Linked DNA regions of Homo sapiens: region 1 is linked to region 2. A link is a contact called in ENCODE Hi-C or POLR2A ChIA-PET data. All regions are on one chromosome and are shown on one strand. The core of a region is the stretch at or near the end of the contact, and the rest is flanking DNA. Distances in the headings are between cores, read along the strand shown.

Region 1 (2,824 bases), core at 119-2,618, 50 kb before region 2:
CTTTGCAGTGCCTGTGCAGGACATCTAACGCTGCAATGAGGAACTCGTGGGCATCCTGTTGCCTGTACCCTGCTAAATGGCGGGCATGTATCCACACCAGGTGCAGTAACTTATAGGGCACATGAGGAGACGGGTTTCCAGAATACAACTCCCGAAACAGCGACGACATCTCACAGACCAGACACAACTCGGGACTCGGCATCTCACATCGGTGCCTGTCAGAGAGAAAGAAATCTCTCAGTATCGGCGTGTGGGTGAGGGCCTGGACAATGCAGTTCATAAAGCACGTGTTGCCAAGATTGATGAGTCCTCTTAAACCGATCGTAAAGCTGGAGGTGATTCTTCTTCTCCTCGGGTTGTGCCCCAGCAGTTCTAATTCTGGTTTGGTTGTTTCCCAGGTTGGGAATTTCTCACCAAGGCCTGGCACTGAACACTGCTGGTGAGAAACCTCTGTTGAGGTGGAGGCTTGTAATTTCAAAGCTTCTCCTTGCTCTTCTTTGGCAATTTGCTCAATGTCTTTGTCATATACATAGTCCTTACACATAAAGCAGTATATACCTCCGTAATACAGGTCTACTGCTAAGTTGTGTTGTTTCGTCTCTGCGTGCTCGTGAATGTGTTTCTCCGTGAAGCAGCCAAAGAAGACACAGGAAAGGCAAGAGTGGAGTCTGTTCAGATGGGTGCCACACACATGGCAGATGCAGGACTTTGCCTTGCTTTTCCTGGTCTCTGGGGTTCCACACCACACGAAGCACTGGTAGATAACCCGCAGTTCCTGCCTCCAGTTCTCTCCCACCTTAAAGCTGTTCACGTGAGAACAGCCTGGTGGCCCCACGGCAAAATCCACATCCAGGCATCCGCCCCCAGGGCCGCGCCGGGGCCGGGGCCGGGGCGGGGGCCGGGGCCTAGGCTGCGGCGGGGTACGGAGCCGGGTCTGGGGCCGGGGCCGGGGTCGGCGGCGCGGCGCACGACTGCGACGCGGAGAGGGATCGGGGGGCCGCGGTGGATCGGAGGGAAGGGTGGGGGGAGGAACCTCGTCGCTGTTGCCGCCACCGCCGCTCCGCGCTGGGTTCTCATCCTCCAGCTCCTGCTTCGGCTCCTGCTCCGCCTCCCGGACCGGCTCGGGTTCGGGCTCCAGCTTGAGCTCAGCCCGGCGGCCCGGACCCTCCGCCGTCTCCACCTTCCCAGCGGCGTCCACCTTCCCCGCCGTCTCCACCTTCTCGGTGGCGTCCACCTTCCCCGCCGCCTCCGCCTTCCCCGCCGCCTCCGCCTTCCCCTCCACCTTCGCCTCCGCCTCCACCTTCCTCTCCGCCTTCTCCGCCGTCTCCGCCTCCTCTACCTCCTCCGCCTCCACTGGCGGCGGCTCCTCCCCCTGCTCGCAGGGCTCGGGCGGCCACTGGGCGTGGCGGCGCGGGGGCCACGCAGACCTGGGGTGTCCCCCGCCCGGCCTGAGGGAGCGCGGTGGCTGTGGCAGCTGGACCCAAAAGGGACTTTCACTGAAGGAGGCGGCGGCGGAAGCAGGCGACGCCCCCGGGAATCCTCCCGCCGAAGCCCCCTAGTGGAGGCTGCTTCTGCAGCCAGGCCCCGTTTCCTTTAATTCAGTATTTTCCAAACTTGCTTGTTCACGAGAATCACGTGGGGAGCGTGTTAAAATTACAGATTCCTTGGCTCCACCCGCAGGCCTACTGAATCAGAATCTCGAAGGGAGGTACTCCGGAACCTGTATCTCTAACTAGGGCCCCAGAGGCTGCTTATGATCAGGCAAGTTTGGGAAACACAGCTCTAATTCATTGAGGCTGGCGGGAAGGGGGGCGGGGACCGCGCAGTCTCTTTAAGGCGCTTCCAGCTCTCGGCTCCAATCGCTGCTCTGACCCCCTTCATCGTCTCCTCCCCTCTCCTCGTCCTTCCCCTCGTCTATGCAGGCTTCCCTCGGCCACTGCGGGGCTGGGGGCCGAGCGGGTGCCAAGTCCAGAAATGTTTCTGAGGCTGTGAAATGTCCCCTCTGAGGGGGGTCCTAGGGAGCGCAGGCAGAAGCCGTGACAGGCCATCATTTCGGCGGCCGAGCCTGCCTCTAGCCTCGTCCCTGTCTCCCTTCCCACGCCAGGTCCTGCGCTTCCCGAAAAGGATGAAGCTCCAGCTGCAGTTCTGGGGAGGCCTGGACCCCAGCTCCGGGGGGGCCGGGCTACCAAGGCCGCTGGGCCTGGAGAGGCGCGTCCCTGGCCCATCTTATCAGCGCTCTGCAGGGTCTGGGCCTGCTGCTCGCGTCCTCCTGGGCTCCCAAGGCCACGGGTGGGTTAATGGCTTGACAGCCGGCCTCCTGGCCCAGCAGACGCTGAGCAGCCCGATGGCACAATCCACCTCTTCTCTCCAAGGCCAGCTGGAGGGACGAGGCACGACAAGGCCATCCCTACAGCTGGCACTTCCCCTACAGCTGAGAGGGGGCCTAAACTACAGGACACACTCCCAAGACCCTTAAGCCCTGGCAGCATCCCGGGGGAGGGGGGCAGCAGGTGGAAGTGGAAAGAAGCCTGTGGAGCTGCCAGCAGGGAGAGGGAGTCGGACATGAGGCTGAGAGGCCTCTGGGAACCCCTGTGCCAAGGGGCTGCTGGCACTGGGCAGCAGCACCCCAGAGCCCACGAGGAGTGTGCCCAGAGCAAGTGGCTCAGACCTGGGTCATGGCTCGAGGGTGTCGGGCTGTAGCTGCTGGTCCCAGAGAGTGCAGCCCAGGGCAGGCATCAGGACAGGAGTAGGAGGAGAAAGAGTGTTCTAGGAAGAGTCTAGTCCCCTAATCCTGGTGGTGGCTGGCTGTAGCCTAGTGCACGCT
Region 2 (2,842 bases), core at 125-2,624:
CAGAAAATAAGTCTCCTTGCTCAATGTCTCATTAATGTGATTTAGTTTGCAACTATTTTCAGCAGGGAAGTCCTTTATATAACAGATCTATATTGGTTAACAATGTTTTAGATTTTCTTTCAGAAAAATACATTTCTGCCAATGGAAATAAGATACTGAAATGTACTCACAGCCACGAATGCAACCACATCGGGAGCCTCCTGACCATCTCCTCTTCCTCTGGATCTTGATCTCACTCGTGCACTCATCGCTGCAACTAGAAGATCGTGAACTGAAGACTGCAATAAAAAGGAGTAATTATACTTGACTCTTTCCATGGCCATCTGCTGATTGTAATTTTTTTTAATTTTGTGAGATTTCCATAATAGGTCCTGAGTTAATAATAACTACGCCTGGTTTCCAATCACATCAAATAAATCTATCTGCAAACTGCTTTGTTTCTTCCACAGCCAGCTCGGCAGAGAAGTGATCTTCAAGTCCTAGATCAAAACATGGGGTCTTTCCTAAAGAGACTTAATTTCATAACTAAACTCCATTATGAAGAGATTTTTTAATATACAGCCACCCCAGGTCCCCTCCTCCCCAGGTCCCCACTGAGAACTCCGAAACCTGTCCTCTTTCGGCAGTTTCAGGTGCCTCTGGGACTCAAAGATACCTCAAAAAGTACCCCCCAAGTTTTGCTCCATCTGATCCCTCTCCCCTCCGTGGCCCAACTTCCTCCCTCGCCCCAGCCCTGCCACAACCACAAGGTCATGGCGGCGCCACCACCTGTGAGGCCCTTCCTCCTCCGAGGCCACGGACTGTGCTGCCCGACCCTCCTGAAGCCCACCAGCTCCTCTTCACACTTAAACTCCCATGGAGGAACGATCGGTGGACCCACCCACTGAGTCTCAGTCTCAGGTGAAAGAGTCCCGACAATTGGAATGCAAACGGCACCCTCACAGCTCCGCGGCAGTTCACCTCGTGGGTGAAGGGGCTGATGGGAAGACCCCCAGTGAACACGAGCACTGAGGCAGGCGCTGTCAAGCGCGGGCTGTCCCACCCTTTCCCTGGCCCCCACTGAGGACCCCAGCATCCGTCCTTTATGGACAGTTTCATATGCCTCCAGGACTCAGATAGTGTCCCGCTCCAAAACTCACAGCATCTTGGCTGACCCTCCTCCCCTTCATGGCCCTCCTTCCTCCCCTGTCCCTGCCCCGCCGCATAGCTGCCTGCTAGGAGAAGGATGATGACCTCGAGGCCCTTCCTTCTCTGAGGCCAGGGACCACAGTGCCCGACCCACCAGAAGCCCGCCGGCCCACTCACTCACACCTGTTCTCACTTACACTTGAGTCAGCAGAGAGCCTGGCGAAGAATGAAGGGAAGAGAAGTGGCACCTACCTACTTCTGCCTCCTTGTTTAGACCTCAGCAGTGTCAACCCCACCAGCCAATCCCAAACCTCGGGGGTGTGTCACGTGGGTTGTCTTTCCAGCCCTCTCCCGCCTCCTAGAGGCTCTGTGCCACCTGGAGGAAGGGCCTGCTCGGTGCTGAGAAGGGCTTGTTTCTGGCTTCTGGCCCCTCCTGCAAAATGTTCTGTCCTTCTGGATCTAGGAATGTTCCCAGCTCTGCATTTCACCTGCAAATTTACCCTTTAATTTTTTCTCAGTGCTGCTACCTCAGTGGCCCTTAAGAGGGTATTCAGTCTTCCCAGAGATGCGTGAAAGCTTAGGTTCTCAGAGAGTGCAAAGCCATTTTAAGCATGATAGGAATCCAGAAAAAAATGTAAAGGAGAAGGATGATAAACCCACATACATAAATAAGCCTAAACATTTGCACAAAAATCCAGGCCAGGTGCGGCAGCTCATGCCTGTAATCCTAGAACTTTGGGATGCTGAGGTGGGTGGATTTCTTGAGCCCAGGAGTTCGAGACCATCCTGGGCAACATGGCAAGACCCTGTCTTTACAAAAAATACAAAAATTAGCTGGGCATGGTGGTGCACACCTGTAGTCCCAGCTACTTGAGAGGCTGAGGTGGGAGGATAGCTTGAGCCCAGGAGGTTGAGGTTGCAGTGAGCCAAGATCACACCACTGCACTCCAGCTTGGGCAACAGAGCAAGACCCTGTCTCAAAAAATAAAAAATCCTGTGACCCAGCATTTCTACTTCTAGGACTTTAATGTTAAGGAAACTGTCTTGAATGTTGACAAATATTCCTTGCTTGGCCAAACTTTTAAGTCAGGCTTCTGAAACTTCTCCTCCTAGGCCCATCTGTGCATTTCCTTGTAAAACCCAGTTTTAGCAAAGAGCCCTGCTAAGTCAATGTGGCATGAACCCTCCATCCTCAATATCTGATCATACTTGCTATCGCATGGGGTTCTTCATCTTCCACCATCCCCCAGGTGATGTCTGATTCCCCTTGGCCTGTCTTCAGCAAGAATCCTGCTAGGTGGGTTTAGCCAGAATCCCCCTTACCCCTGATGTTTCCTTTTAGTAATTTTCCACCCACGGACCGCCATACTGCTCCTTCGCTATACATTCCCACTGGCCTGCGCTGTATTCAGTATTGAGCCCAATCTCTCTCCCCCACTGCAAGATCCCATTGCAATGGTCCCTATACCCATCACCACAGTCCTAAATAAGGTTTTCCTTACTGTGCTTTAACAACTACCACTGAATGTTTTTTTTCTTTAACCATGTGAACAAAAATTTGGATACATGGGACTTCCAAAACAGCTTAATTTATAATAGCATGGTCATGGACTTGCTATATAAGTAAATTATGGCACACTTGAAAATGAAATATGGGTGACTACCAAAACCAGTGCTGAATAATATTTCCTGTAATAGTGGTGCTGTTCATTTT

The links. Hi-C counts contacts between places; a loop is a spot of excess contacts on that map. ChIA-PET counts read pairs that join two places held with the same protein, here RNA polymerase II (POLR2A). Pooled maps may share reads with other maps.
Region 1: a loop to region 2 is called in a map of posterior vena cava, with 4 times the contacts of the local background. The contact joins the promoter of USP27X here to the promoter of PAGE4 in region 2. A Hi-C loop is called at or near these places in 1 of 168 maps with a recorded cell type or tissue (posterior vena cava), 2 of 37 single-sample maps with no recorded cell type and 1 of 50 pooled maps. POLR2A ChIA-PET finds 5 or more read pairs at or near these places in 3 of 52 experiments (HEK293T, HepG2 and WTC11).

What each region holds. Positions count from the first base shown.
Region 1 is chrX:49,878,028-49,880,851 of GRCh38, reverse strand. It overlaps USP27X (ubiquitin specific peptidase 27 X-linked), which reads right to left and starts at 1,368. Exons shown (of 1, transcript NM_001145073.3): 1 at 1-1,368. The coding sequence starts at 544. USP27X-DT (USP27X divergent transcript) reads left to right here and starts at 1,496. Exons shown (of 2, transcript NR_026742.1): 1 at 1,496-1,761; 2 at 2,105-2,824. RefSeq lists silencers at 1,017-1,096, 1,137-1,546.
Region 2 is chrX:49,827,835-49,830,676 of GRCh38, reverse strand. It overlaps PAGE4 (PAGE family member 4), which reads right to left and starts at 1,374. Exons shown (of 5, transcript NM_007003.4): 1 at 1,326-1,374; 2 at 171-278. The coding sequence starts at 248. RefSeq lists an enhancer at 970-1,470.